2 separate regions of the Homo sapiens genome follow, and region 2 is linked to region 1. Evidence: chromatin contacts called from ENCODE Hi-C or POLR2A ChIA-PET data. All regions are on one chromosome and are shown on one strand. The core of a region is the stretch at or near the end of the contact, and the rest is flanking DNA. Distances in the headings are between cores, read along the strand shown. Region 1 overlaps CTDSPL2 (CTD small phosphatase like 2). Region 2 overlaps EIF3J (eukaryotic translation initiation factor 3 subunit J).

Evidence for each region. Hi-C counts contacts between places; a loop is a spot of excess contacts on that map. ChIA-PET counts read pairs that join two places held with the same protein, here RNA polymerase II (POLR2A). Pooled maps may share reads with other maps.
Region 2: a pooled map shows a loop between it and region 1 (4-fold over the local background). The contact joins two enhancer-like sites. A Hi-C loop is called at or near these places in 3 of 50 pooled maps. POLR2A ChIA-PET finds 5 or more read pairs at or near these places in 7 of 52 experiments (H1, MCF 10A, Panc1 and 4 more).

Annotation. Positions count from the first base shown.
Region 1 is chr15:44,464,045-44,471,577 of GRCh38, forward strand. All of the region lies in intron 2 of CTDSPL2 (CTD small phosphatase like 2), which reads left to right. Among named protein-coding and RNA genes, the nearest start is that of CTDSPL2, 40 kb to the left of the region's middle. Within about 2 kb of position 4,812, at least 3 of the 41 ENCODE cell types and tissues checked have a DNase peak (open chromatin) inside an H3K27ac peak, as active enhancers do.
Region 2 is chr15:44,542,712-44,550,244 of GRCh38, forward strand. The region is part of intron 2 of EIF3J (eukaryotic translation initiation factor 3 subunit J); the gene reads left to right. Among named protein-coding and RNA genes, the nearest start is that of EIF3J, 9.3 kb to the left of the region's middle. Within about 2 kb of position 3,825, at least 6 of the 41 ENCODE cell types and tissues checked have a DNase peak (open chromatin) inside an H3K27ac peak, as active enhancers do.

The sequences.
Region 1 (7,533 bases), core at 3,562-6,061:
TGTTGCCCAGGCTGGAGTGCAATGGCATGATCTCTGCTCACTGCAACCTCCACCTCCTGGGTTCAAGCGATTCTCCTGTCTCAGCTTCCCGAGTAGCTGGGACTACAGGCATGTACCACTACGCCCGCAACAGCTCTTACTTATGGTTAGTAAGCAGTTACTATTTGCCAAGCACTGTCCTCAGTGTTTAAAGTGTAATAATTTAAGCCTTACAAACCATATGAGATAGGTGTTACTTTTATATTACAAATGAGGAAGCTGAGGCACAGGGAGGTTAAATAATAACTTGCGCAAAGTTACTTAGTTTTAAGTGGCAAAGCTGGAGCCTAGTTTACCTGGCTCCAGAGCCTACACTCCTAACCACTGTATACTACTGCATCTCCAATAAGTGGTGCTGCTAGGATTTAAACTCATATGTATTTAACTGATACCTGTATTATTTCTCCTTTATTATTGTCTGTCAAAGTGGCTGGACGCTGTCTAGAAGTCCAAGAACAAGATGCTGGCCAACATGCTTCCTTCTTAGATCTCTGTTCTTGACTTATAGATGGCTGCCCCTCACACCCCTCACATGGTCAGTCTTCGGTCTGTGTATGGTCTGTGTCTGCATCTTTACAGACACTGGTCATACTTCTTTAGGGGCCACCTGAAGAAATCCTCCTTTTTTTGTGCGTGTATGTGAGACAGAGTCTCTCTCTGTCGCCCAGGCTGGAATGCAGTGGCGCTGTCTCAGCTCATTGCAACCTGTCTCCTGGATTCAAGCGATTTCTCGTGCCTCAGCCTCCTGGATAGCTGGAATTACAGGTGTGTGCCACCACACCTGGCTACTTTTTGTATTTTTAATAGAGATGGGGTTTCTCCATGTTGCCCAGGCTGGTCTTGAACTCCTGACCTTAAGTGATCTGCCTGCCTCGGCCTCCCAAAGTGCTGGGATTACAGGCGTGAGCCACCACACCTGGCCAAGAAAACCCTTTTAATTACTTTTTTAAAGGCCCTATCTTCAAATACGGTCACGTTCTGAAGTATTCAGGTTAGGGCTTCAACATAAACTTTGGGGTAACACTATTCAGTGTGAATGAAATCTTTGGTCTCTCAAATACAGATTTTGTGATTCAAAGACTTCAGATTTATGAAATTATCAGCAAGATTATTCAGGAATTGTTCGTGTGCAGCCTTTCTGCTTTTTAGCACAATGAGATTTCTAATATGTAATTGAAGGCCTCACAACTAAAATATATTTGTTTTCTACCATGAATCTCTGTATTTTTCCAAATATGGCATTTCCAGAGTTTTCTTCATAACAAAATGACCTTTTCCTCTATTCTTAACTAAATGATGTTACAGTTAAGGATCATAAATTTCCATATGAATGCAGTTTTAATGAAATACCTGTTTTTAGACCTTTTAACTGTGGTCTACAAAAAGAAACACATGGCTAATACTTTCATGTGAAACAAAAATCACCCTTAATTTATGTGATGTGCTCTGATTTTTCTGTTTTGTTTCTTCTTCTAAAGGTGATTGTATTAATTTAAATTGATTTGATAATACATTAATGGGTTAAATTTCTTAGTTTGAAAAACATGATTAGATGAACATTTTTGTTCAAAATCTTTAACTCTGATTTGCCAAACTTTGTAGTTTTATTTGGGAATTTTCCTCCTCCTCTTTTTTTTTTTTTTTTTTTTGGATGGAGTCTTGCTCTGTCGCCCAGGCTGGAGTGCAGTGGTACAATCTGGGCTCACTGCAACCTCCATCTGCTGGTTTTAAGCGATTCTCCTGCCTCAGCTTCCTGAGTAACTGGGATTACAGGCATGTGCCACCATGCCTGGCTAATTTTTTGTATTTTTAGTAGAGACAGGGTTTCACCATATTGGCCAGGCTGGTCTTGAACTCTTTTTTTTTTTTTAAAGACGGAGTCTCACTCTCACCCAGGCTGGAGTGCAGTGGGACCATGTTGGCTCACTGCAACCTCCATCTCCTTGGTCCAAGCAATTCTCCTGCCTCAGCTTCCTGAGTAGATGGGATTACAGGCACCCACTACCGTGCCTGGCTAATTTTTTTATATTTTTAGTAGAGACGGGGTTTCACCATGTTGGCCACGCTGGTCTCGAACTCCTGACCTCAGATGATCCACCCGCCTCAGCCTCCCAAAGTGCTGGGATTACAGGCGTGAGCCACCGCGCCTGGCCAGAACTCTTGACCTCAAGTGATTCACCCGCCTTGGCCTCCCGTAATGGGATTACAGGCATGAGCCACCACACCTGGCCTTATTAAGTTTCTTTAACTACTTGATTAATTGAAGTAATTTGCCACTTACTATGGAATGAAAAAAAATCAGCTCAGACTAACTGGTGGAATTTATGGAGGAAACGACAGTTTAAGATTCATTCATATTCATTCATTCTCTTCCCACCACCACACACACAAGCATGTATTTATATTTAGTCATGTGTCACTTGACAATCTGAAATGCACTAATTGGCAATTTTGTCATCATGTGAACATCATAGTACTTATGTGAATCTAGATGGTGTATTCTACTACTTATCTAGGCTATGTGGTATAGCTTTTTGCTCCTAGGCTACAAACCTGTACAGAATGTTACTGTACTGATTGGCCGGGCGCGGTGGCTCATGCCTATAATCCCAGCACTTTGGGAGGCCGAGGCGGGCGGATCATGAGGTCAGGAGATCGAGACCACAGTGAAACCCCGTCTCTACTAAAAATACAAAAAAAAAAAAATTAGCTGGGCATGGTGGCGGGCGCCTGTAGTCCCAGCTACTCAGGAGGCTGAGGCAGGAGAATGGCGTGAACCTGGGAGATGGAGCTTGCAGTGAGCTGAGATTGCACCACTGCACTCCAGCCTGGGTGACACAGCGCGACTCCGTCTCAAAAAACAAAACAAAACAAAACATAATGTTACTGTACTGATTATCATGGGCAGTTGTAACACAATGTTAAGTATTTATGTTTCTCAGCATAGCTAAACATAGAAAAGAAACAGTAAAAATAGAGTATTATAATCTTACGAGACCACTGTTCTATATGTGGTCTGCTGTTGACTGAAACATTGTATGGCACATGATTCTATTGCCTTGCTCTGTCTGCTGAACTGTGTGCACATAGCACCCAGATCTTGGTTTCTAAATACTGTTCTCCACTAAAGGAACTAGGGTTCTGTCTTGTTTTATGCATATATAATTATGTCATATGCCAAATAATGAGAGTTTTGCTTACCCTTTGTCATCACTGGGACTTATTTTTTTCTTCACTTATTACATTGGTTAGGATCTGTATTACCATGTTCAGTAGCAGTGGTGAGAACAACACCCTTGCCTTGTCCTTAGGGGAAGAGAATTTGTTTTACCATTAGGTATGATGTTAGCTAGATGTTTTTCTTAGTTATCTTTTATTAGTTGGTGGAAGTTCTTTTCTATTCCTGTTTGTAAAATGTTTTTATTTTGTTGTTGAGTTTTCTCAAAGGCTTTTTGGCTTCAGATTTCTCTTATTCTTTTCTTATTTATTTATTTATTTTATTTTTTTTGAGACGGAGTCTCACTCTCTCGCCCAGGCTGGAGTACAGTGGTGCGATCTCAGCTCACCACAACCTCTGCCTCCTGGGTTCAAGCAATTCTCCTGCCTTAGTCTCCCAAGTAACTGGGATTACAGGCACGTGACACCATGCCTGGCTAATTCTTTGTATTTTTAGTAGAGATGGGGTTTCACCATGTTGGCCAGGCTGGTCTTGAACTCCTGACCTCAAGTGATCTACTCGCCTCGGCCTCCCGAAGTGCTGGGATTACAGGCATGAGCCACTGTGGCAGGCCCCTCTTATTCTTTTAATGTAGAGTAGTACATAAATTTTTTTTTGAATGGAAATCGTAACTTGGAGTTGATTTGCTGGGGATTTTTTTTTAAGAATTTTTGTATCTGTATTCATGGAGGATTTCTTCTGTAGTTTTGTCTTGATTTGTAATGTTTTTAAATTTTGGGATTAAGATTAAGCTGGTGCCATAAAACAAGTTGAGGACTGTTCCTCCTCTTCTGAAAGAGCTTGTGTTCGATTGGTGTTATTTCATTCTTAAATATTTGGCAGAATTCACTGTTGAATTCTGGAGTGGGATTTCTAAAATGTAACTGGAATTTTCTTTGTGGGGTATCTTTTACTGTAATTTAGTTTCTCTAATATAGATGAGATTATTTAGCTTTTCTCTTTCTTGTTTTAGTCATACATGTTTTTAAGGAATTTAAGTTGATTTATTTGACATCATATTTTGTTGGTATTTATTAATTTAATACTGTCTATAGAATTTGTAATGGTGCTCCTCTTTTCATTCCTGATCTAGATAATTTATTGATCTTTATTTTGATGAGTCTTGCTTGGGTTTATCAATTTCATTATTCGTTCAAAGGGATTTTTAATATTAACTGTTCATTCTGTTTAATTGATTTCCACTATTTTCAGTATTTTCTGTTTTCAGTTTGATTTACTTTTACTTTTGTAGCTTCTTGAAGTGAGAGCTTAAATCAGATATCAGTAAACATTTTCTATAAATATTTCAGGTAAGAAATATTTTAGGCTTTGTGGACAATATTGTCTCTGTTGCAGCTACTATTCAACTGCCACTGTAGACGGCTACATAAATGAATGAACATGGCTTTGGACACGGGTACAGTAGTTCCCCCCTATCTTTGGTTTTGTGTTCCATAGTTTTAGTTACCTGTGGTTGCCAGGGTCTGAAAATATTAAATGGGAAATTTCAGAAATAATTGGTAAGTTTTAAATTAGTCACCTTTCTGAGTAGCATGATAAAATCTTACATCATCCTGCTCCATCACAACTGGGACATTAATCATCCCTTTGCCCGAGTATCCATATGTATATGCTGTACTCCTGTTAGTCACTTAGTAGCTTTCTTGTTTATCATATCAGCTGTGTAGATACCACTCTGTTTGTATTCAATTAATCCTTATTTTACTTAATAATGGCCCCAGAGTACAAGACTAGTGATGCTGATAATTGTTCTATTTTATTGGTAATCTCTTACTGTGTCTAATTTATAATTCAAGGTTTATCATAGGTGTATATATATGGAGGAAAAAACAGTATATGTAGTGTTTGGCACTGTCTGTGGTTTCAGACAACCACTGGAGGGTTTTGAAAGGTGTCACGTGAGCATAAGGGGGAACTACTGTATTTGAATTTCATATAGTTTTCATGTGCCATGAAATATTATTGTTCTTTTGATGTATTTACCTCCAACCATTTATAAGTACAAAAAATATTTTTACTTTCTTGCCCATATGAAACAATTAGTGTGCTGAATTTTGCCTATGGCTGTAGCTTGCTACTTCCTTGATTAGAACATTAATTTTACACTATTTTTTTTTCTAATGTAGGTATTTAAAGGTATGAATTTTAAAGTATTCCTTTCTCTATATGCCATATATTTTGATACCTTATTTTTTATTACTTCATTTTTCTTGTGATTTATTTTGACCCATGGATTATTCATTTCGATTCAAGAATATTAATATACTCTGTATAATTTGATTTCTTTGGTATTTTTTGGTACTTACTAGCACATATTCTATCTTGTTGAATGTTCTATATGTATTTGGGAATATATGTGATATTTCGGAGTTGTTCAGTGCAGTATTCTATAAATATCAATTATATCCAAATGGTTGATAATATTCTAATTTTCTATATCTTCTTTTAAAGTGAAAGCAAGTTTATTAAAGAAGTAAAGAAACAAAAGAATGGTGGCCGGGCGCGGTGGCTCACGCCTGTAATCCCAGCACTTTGGGAGGCCGAGGTGGGTGGATCACAAGGTCAGGAGATCGAGACCTTCCTGGCTAACACAGTGAAACCCTGTCTCTACTGAAAATACAAAAAAATTAGCCGGGTGTGGTGGCAGGCACCTGTGGTCCCAGCTACTTGGGAGGCTGAGGCAGGAGAATGGCGTGAACCTGGGAGGCGGAGCTTGCAGTGAGCCGAGATCACGCCACTGCACTCCAGCCTGGGCGACAGAGCGAGACTCTGTCTCAAAAAAAAAAAAAAAAAAAAAAAATGGCGACTGCATAGTCAGCTATCTTATTTTTTCATGTACTTGTTTTATTGGTTATTAAGAGAGGGATGTTAAAATCACTTATTTTTGTGCATTTGTCTACTTCATTATCTGTCAATATTTGCTTCATGTATGTTGAAGCTTCATGTATTTATAAGCGTATGACTTGTTCTTGTTAATATTATGATGTATCTCATTATCTCAAGTGATATTATTTATTTTGAAGTTTATTTTAATATTGATATAGCCATACAGTTTTCTTACTTACTATTTGCATGATATATGTTTTTCCAGCCTTTATAAAACCTGTGTGTATATATTTACATTGGCTTTTTTTTTTTATTTTAAAGACAGAGTCTCGCTCTGTCACCCTGGCTGGAGTGCAGCTGCGCAATCTTGGCTCACTGCAACCTCCACCTCCTGGATTCGAGCAGTTCTCCTACCTCAGCCTCCCGAGTAAGTGGGATTACAGGCACCTGCCACCACTCCCAGCTAATTTTTATATTTTTAGTAGAGACAGTGTTTTACCATGTTGGCCAGCCTGGTCTTGAACTCCTGACCACAGATGATACACCAACCTTGGCCTCCTAAAGTGCTGGGATTACAGGTGTGAGCCACCACGCCTGGCCTACATTGGCATATTTTGTCTATTTATATTTAATGTAATTATTAATATGTTTGAGTTTAAAGTCTTCTATCTTACTATGTATTCTGGATTTGTCCCATCTTTTGTTTCTCTTTTCCTTTCCTGTCATTTGAGTGAACTAGCTATTTTTTAGAATTTTATTTATCCTCCTATATCCTATATTGACTTCTCAAAAAAAAACCTTAAACACAATAAAATACACCTGTTCAAAGTGTTTGTTTTCTTGAATTCTGACAGATTTATGCACATGACCAAAAAGTATCCTTATTTTATACCCAACATCACCTGAGACAACCACTGATCTTTCTGTCATTATAGAGTTTCATAGGATTATAATCAGTTTATCTTGCTTCCTTCACACACACAACATACATTTTTTGGTTTCTTCCGCGTTACCACATGTATCTGTAGTTGATTCCTTCCCCTCCCCTCCCCGAGTAGTATTCCTGTGTGTGAGTCTACCACAATTTGTCTATTTAAGTTGTTTCTGTTTTTTGGCTATTATAAATAAAGTTGTTAGGAATATTTGGATAAATAAGATTGATATTGCTGGATCATAAGATGTATGCTTAACTTCTTTGTAGCAGCTTTATTGAGATATAATTTATATACCAGAAAATTCACCCATTTTTTTGAAGTGTAGAAGCTTTTATTTACTTATTATTTTTTGATATAAAAAGCTGTACTTAATGTATACAGCTCTATGAGTTTGGGGATAAATATATTCCTGTGAAACCATCACCATCATCAAGGCCATCAACGTATCTGTCACCTCCCAGAGTTTACCCTGCCCCTTTATTATGATCTACTATC
Region 2 (7,533 bases), core at 2,575-5,074, 78 kb after region 1:
TAGAAATAGCTTAAATGATGGGTGTGTATCTGCAGGGCAAGAGTATAGATAAGCAAGTAGTTTATAAACAGGCCCTATTCTAAGAAGCTAGCCATTTTAGGAGAGCAGCCTGGGTGATTCTTTTGAAGATAAATTGGATATTATAGTTGAAAGATTAATTGGCTACCAAAAATAATTGGGTAAAGGATTTAATTGGATGTTCATAGGTAGTCTCTTGAACCAAATAACCATTTAGGGCTCTTTGAAGTGAGTTGTAGACTTGCTCCCTATTTTAAGTGTTAATTTTAGCTGTTTCTCTAGGAAGCCTTTTTACATTTTATCTGAATTTGCTGCTGGAATTTACAAACTTCTAATGTTTACAAAAAATTGGGCATATTTTTTGAAGCAGCGTGGTGAACATTCTACCTTAAATCTACTTTTCAGACACTTAATTTTATAACTATGGAAACAAAAACTCTAACTTCCTGGGGAAAGCTACCTGGCCTTTTGCTTTTATAATTACATCTGTTTGGAAGTGTGACCAGTCTCTTTTTGCTGACACTTACTATGCTCCTTTCTTTAGGGGCTTAGTGCTAGTTTGGTAGTAACTTCAGGGCAGACTTGTAAGCACTTTGGGGAGAGAGTGACAGTCAAGGTTTGGATGGTCCTTTTATGAATTGAGGAGCAGATGTCATGGCTCTTCTTGGTACATGTTGATAGGAACCACTTTTTTTTTTTTTTTTTGAGATGGAGTTTCGCTGTCTCCAGGCTGGAGGGCAGTGGCGCAGTCTCGGCTTACTGCAACCTCCGCCTCCTGGGTTCAAGCGATTCTCCTGCCTCAGCCTCCCAAGTAGCTGGGACTACAGGTGTGCGCCACCACACCCAGCTAATTTTTGTATTTTTAGTAGAGATGGGGTTTCACCATGTTGGCCAGGATGGTCTCGATCTCTTGACCTCGTGATCTGCCTGCCTTGGCCTCCCAAAGTGCTGGGATTACAGGCATGAGTCACCACGCCTGGCCAGAATCACTTCTTTTGCTACTAAAATCCATTCTGTGATGGAGTAGGGAATGTCTAGGTAGCTTCATTATGTCTGCATTGATGTGTGTCTGGGGTAAGGTTTATGCTTTGATGGGAGAAACTAGGGACAGGGATAGAGGTGGACATAGAGTTGGTGTGAATGTACTGAGGGAGCAGTGATATGGGTGGGGTGGGGGTTATGTTTTTCTGGGAAGGGTAACTGAAGAGCATCAACATTAAATAAAAATGCTCCTGTGTTGAGTTTGTTTCTTTACCTTGGAGGTATTGAGATGGAGCTCCTTATTTTCAGCCATACTTCTTCCTTCTTGACCTCTTACTACCAGAGGCTTGCAGACCAGTTTTTTTCTTTTTTCTTTTCTTTTCTTTTCTTTTTTTTTTTTTTAGACGGAGGCCTTCTCTATCACCCAGGCTGGAGTGCAGTGGCGTGATCTCGGCTCACTGCAACCTCTGCCTCCCGGGTTCAAAGTGATTCTTGGGCATCAGCCTCCCGAGTAGCTGGGACCACAGGTGCACACCACCACGCCCTGCTAATTTTTTTTGTATTTTTAGTAGAAACAGGGGTTTGCCATGTTGGCCAGGCTGGTCTTGAACTCCTGAACTCAGGTATTCCACCCACCTTGGCCTTCCAAAGTGTTGGGATTACAGGCGTGAGCCAACTCATCTGGCCCAGTTTCTTAAATTAGTAGAAAACTGGCCAGGCGTGGTGGCTCACACCTGTAATCCCAACACTTTGGGAGGCTGAGGTGGGTGGATCACCTGAGGTCGGGAGTTCAGGACCAGCCTGACCAACATGGAGAAACCCATCTCTACTAAAAATACAAAATTAGCCAGTTCGTGGTAGCACATGCCTGTAATCCCAGCCACTTGGGAGGCTGAGGCAGGAGAATCGCTTGAACCCAGGAGGCAGAGGTTGCGGTGAGCTGAGATCGTGCCATTGCACTCCAGCCTGGGCAATAAGAGCAAAACTCCATTTAAAAAAAAAAAAAAAAAAAAAGGTGGGAGGGGCCAGGCACGCCTGTAATCCCAGCACTTTGGGAGGCTGAGGTGGGTGGATCACGAGGTCAAGAGATCAAGATTATCCTGGCCAACATGGTGAAACCCGGTCTCTACTAAAAACACAAAAATTAGCTAGGCATGGTGGTGCATACCTGTAGTCCCAACTACTCAGGAGGCTGAGGCAGGAAAATTGCTTGAACCTAGGAGGCGGAGGTTGCAGTGAGCTGAGATTGCGCCACTGCACTCCAGCCTGGCGACACAGTGAGACTCCATCTCAAAAAAAAAAAAAAGATCAGTAGAGAACCACTACAGGCAATTTAAGGTGAGAAGTTTGGTAACCAGTATACCTCTAGCTGGGCATATCTTAATATGTGTAATAATCCTTCTCTTTATGAGATTCCCAGAGTTCCCAGGAGAGGGACTTAGTTCCCAGTTAGTTATTTTATACTTCAGGACTCAGGGAAGAAGTCATATTTACTATAATACTATTTTTATTTTTATTATTTTGCATTGGAATTGCATTGGAATTGCTTTATTCCAGCGAATTAAATTGTTTACCAGACTGTGAATTTTGTAAGCAAGTGTTTAAAACATGCTTTTTAAAGACCTTCCTTAACATTGTGTTTAAAGCCTTAAATGAAGCTGTTTACATGTATACATTTAAAGGATGTATCTCAGCATGTTACTCTAAAGATGTGTTGTAAGCTGCTTTATTACAGTGAATTGAACTCTACTAAACCGTGAACTTTGTAAGCAAGTGTTTAAAACATGCTTTTTAAAAAAGTAAATCATTTTATTTTCAATAAAAAGGTCAGTCAAATGTTTAGTTATTTAAAACTTTTTTAAAATTAGTTTTTATAATTGGCAAATAATGTACATATTTATGGGGTATATTGTGATGTTTCAATGCATGTATACATTGTAATTACCATTTCATCACTTTAAACATTTATCATTTCTTTGTGGTGTTAACATTCAAAATTTTCTTATGGAACTATCTTGAAATATATAACATTGTTATTAGCTATAATCACCGTACTGTGTAATAGAACACCAGAACTTATTCTTCTAACTGTAACTTTATACCTATGACACTTTAAAGAACTTTGGTCCATTCAGAGCAGGTCCCTTAGTTTTTCACTGAGATTGTGGGTTGGCTATGTCTGGGCCTGGGTTTCCTTTTCTTTAAAATGGGGGAATAACACTACCTTCTTACAGGACTGTTGTGAGAATTAACCTTGTTACTACACCTGTTTCTCAGAAGGGTTTTAAATATGCATCTTCTGGAAGTAAGCAAATGGTCCTCCTATCTGAAACACTGCCCCCTATCACTCACAGATCCAGCCTTCCTGTGTTCTGTGAAGATTTAAACAACAAAAAATGCCTAGTAATTCACTTTTATTTTTAGCTCTTTGGTTCCTTTTGTACTGTGATGTATAGCACTTAGCAAACTAACGGCGAAATACAAACGTTTGATCTCTAATTTCTAACTCTAGTATCACAGTTACTCAAATAATGACTAGCTGGTTTGCTTTCAATCTGTTAAAACTGCGAGCTGTGGGTTAAATTGCTGAAGTAAGATGAATATAAAAATACACTTACTTTTTAATACAAAGTTCCTTTAATTATGCTTGCAGACTGTATGACAGCCTTAATCAGGATGTTGAATTTTTAATTTCTTTACTGGACTTAGAGATTTTTATTAAGAACCAAGGCTTGGTTAGTTTATATTCCTAGACTGATACAAATTTGTGATCTGTCGTGTTATGAAACCAGAAGCTTGGTGTCATATTGTGGCATATTAGTCATACTAGTCAGCCTTTGCTTCTTTAGTAGCATCAGGGCCTCTTGCCCTGCTTTTGCCATCTTGCCACTCAGCTTCAAATGGCATGTCATAGTGTGCCTGGTGGCTGCTGAGACAATGGCCAGGCTACCTATGATTAAAGCCATCTTTAATCATAGGGCTGTGTCTGTCCCTATTAAACTTGAGCCTTCTAAGTTCTGTGGAGCTTTTAGAAAATTGTGTTTGATAATTGGTTTATATTTAGCTCAATGATTGAGTTAGGCATAGAAAAAACAGAGTATAGATCTTTTTTTTTTTTTTTTTTTTTTTTTTTTGAGACAGAGTCTCTGTTGCCTAGGCTGGAGTGCAGTGGCTCGATCCTGGCTCACTGCAGCTTCGCCTCCTGTGCTCAAATGATTCTTGTTCCTCAGCATCCTGAGTGGCTAGGATTACGGGCGTGCACCACCATGCCCACCTAATTTTTGTATTTTTTAGTATAAACGGGGTTTCATCATGTTGGCCAGGCTGGTCTCGGAACTCCTGGTCTCAAGTGATCTGCCTGCCTCGGCCTCCCAAAGTGCTGGGATTAAAGTGCCCTGAGTTAGAGAGTGGGATCCATGAAGGCTTGATTAGCTGTTGACTTTTTTTTGTGAGACGGAGTTTCATTCTTGTTGCCCAGGCTGGAGTGCAATGGCGCGATCTCGGCTCACCACAGCCTCTGTCTCCTGGGTTCAAGCAATTTTCCTGCCTCAGCCTCCCGAGTAGCTGGGATTACAGGCATGTGCCACCACACCCAGCTAATTTTGTATTTTTAGTAGAGACGGGGTTTCTCCATGTTGGTCAGGCTGGTCTTGCATTCCCGACCTCAGGTGATCTGCCTGCCTTGGCCTCCCAAAGTGTTGGGATTACAGGCGTAAGCCGGCCTTGATTCTTTTTTTTTTTTTTTTTTTTTTTTGAGACGAAGTCTCGCCGCACTGTCACCTGGGCTGGAGTGCAGTGGCACAATCTTGGCTCACTGCAACCTCCCACTCCTGGGTTCAAGTGATTCTCCTGCCTCAGCCCCCAAGTAGTTGGGATTATAGGTGTCTGCCACCACGCCCAGCTAATTTTTTGTATTTTTAGTAGAGACAGGGTTTCACTATGTTGGCCAGGCTGGTCTCAAACTCCTGACCTCGTGATCCGCCCACCTCAGCCTCCCAAAGTGCTGGGATTACAGGCATGAGCCACGCACCCGGCCTGACTCCTTTTTAATAGTGGGCTTTAGAATTATATAGACTTAATTCATTAACCAGGCTTATGTTGTATGGAATACTACTTGAAATAAATGAGCTATTGGCCAGAGTATAGGATGCTTTTTACATTTGGGGGGAAGTAAGAACTATAAAGTTCTCTCAGTTTTTATTTATTAATAACTGAATCACTTTCAGAGAGGCTATTGATTTCAGCTAGGTTGTCCTAACTGCTAATGGAGAAGCTTTCTTATGAAGTTAGATAAGTTGATATGAGGGTTCATATGGAAAAACAAAACATGCAAGAAAGGCCAAGAAAACACTAAAAAATCTGAAAACCTACAAGGAAGGACTAGCTCTAGCTGACATTAAAGTAAAGCCTCTGTAATTAAAACAGTACCGGCTGGGCATGGTGGCTCACGCCTGCAATCCCAGCACTTTGGGAGGCTGAGGATCACCTGATGTCAGGAGTTCGAGACCAGCCTGGTCAACATGGAGAAACCCCGTCTCTACTAAAAATACAAAAATTAGCCCGGCATGATGGTGGACACCTGTAATCCCAGCTACTCCAGAGGCTGAGGCTGGAGAGTCACTTGAACCCAGGAGGCAGAGGTTGCAGTAAGCTGAGATCGCGCCATTGCACTCCAACCTGGGCGACAAGAGTGAAACTCCGTCTCAAAAAACAAGACCAAAAAAACCCAGTATGGTACCGTTATATGGAGAGACAGTAGACTAGTGGGATAGGATCAAAAGCCCAGAAATAGACCAAGTACATATGAAAATTTAGTATATGGTAAGTCACAAGGTATCTTAAAATGTTTTTTGCTGCAATAGAATGCAATAGACTGGGTATTGTATAAACAACAGATTTATTTCTTATGGTTATGGAGGCTGAGAAGTCCAGTATCAAGGTGCTGGCATCTGGCGAGGGCCTTCTTGCTCTATTATCCTGGGGCAGAAGGGCAAAAGAGCACAAAGGATTGCAGGAGGTGTCAGAACTCATCCTTTTATCAGATATCTACTCCTAATATAAAGGTATTAATAATTCATTCATGAGGGCTTTGCCTCTAATCATTTCTAAAAGACCCTACTTCTCAACACTGTTGGATTGGAGATTTCATCACATGAACTTTGGAGGACACATTCAAACCATAGCCCAGGGAAAAAAACCATTATTTATTAAAGGGTTTTTAATAAATGATGCTGTGACAACTGGGTAGCCATTTGGGAAAAAAATGAAATTAGATCCATGTTGCATATCATAACACAAGAAAAAAACTCCAAATCAGAGATCTAAATAAAAAAAAAAATGAAACCCTATACATTCTAGAAGAAATTGTGGGTGAATTCTTAGGTGTAAGAAAAGACTTTCTGGCTGGGCGAAGTGGCTCATGCCTGTACTCCCAGCACTTCGGGAGGCTGAGGTGGGCGGATCACCTGAGGTTGGGAGTTCGAGATCAGCCTGACCAACATGGACAAACCCCATCTCTACTAAAAATACAAAGTTAGCCAGGCATGGTGGTGCATGTCTAATCCCAGCTGCTTGGGAGGCTGAGGCAGGAGAATTGCTTGAACCCGGGAGGTGGAGGTTGTAGTGAGCCTAGATCATGCCATTGCACTCCAGCTTGGGCAACCAGAGCAAAACTCCAACTCAAAAACAAAACAAAACAAAACAAAACAACAAAAAAACAAGAAAAGACTTTCTAATTGACTTGAAATCCATCCAGAGGCAATGAAAGAAAAGACTGGGGCTAGGCACGGTGGCTCACGCCTGTAATTCCAGCACTTCGGGAAGCCGAGGCGGGCGGATCATGAGATCAGGAGTTCGAGACCAGTGTGACCAACATGGTGAAATCCTGTCTATACTAAAAATACAAAATTAGCCAGGCATGGTGGCATGTGCTGGTAATCCCAGCTACTCGGGAGGCTGAGGCAGGAGAATCACTTGAACCTGGGAGGCAGAGGTTGCAGTGAGCTGAGATCGTCCCTGTATTCCAGCCTGGGCGACAGAACGAGACTCCGTCTCAAAAAAAAAAAAAAAAAAAAAAAAAACCATTTCTACTAAAAATAAATGAGCCAGGCATGGTGGTGTATGCCTGTAATCCTAGTTACTGGGGAGGCTGAGGCAGGAGAATCGCTTGAACCTAGGAGGTGGAGGTTGCAGTGAGCTGAGATCGTGACATTGCACTCCAGCCTGGGCAAGAAACTCCGTCTCAAAAAAAAAAAAAAAGTCTGGTAAATTTTATTGCATAAATTTGTTGGGATGCATAGCAATTCATGGGGAAACAATAGAGGCATTTCCATCAAGAAAGCAAGGATGCCCATTACTTCTGCTGCTGTTCAACATTGCACTAGAGGTTTAGCTGGCCCAATTAGGTAAATCACTTGTGAGGGCCTAAGGATTGGTAGAGAAGTAAAGCTATCTTTTGTTTGCAGATAAGGTAGCATACCTGTAAAACCCTAGAGAAGCAACGATAAATCTAACTTAAGTGATAAATGAATTCAG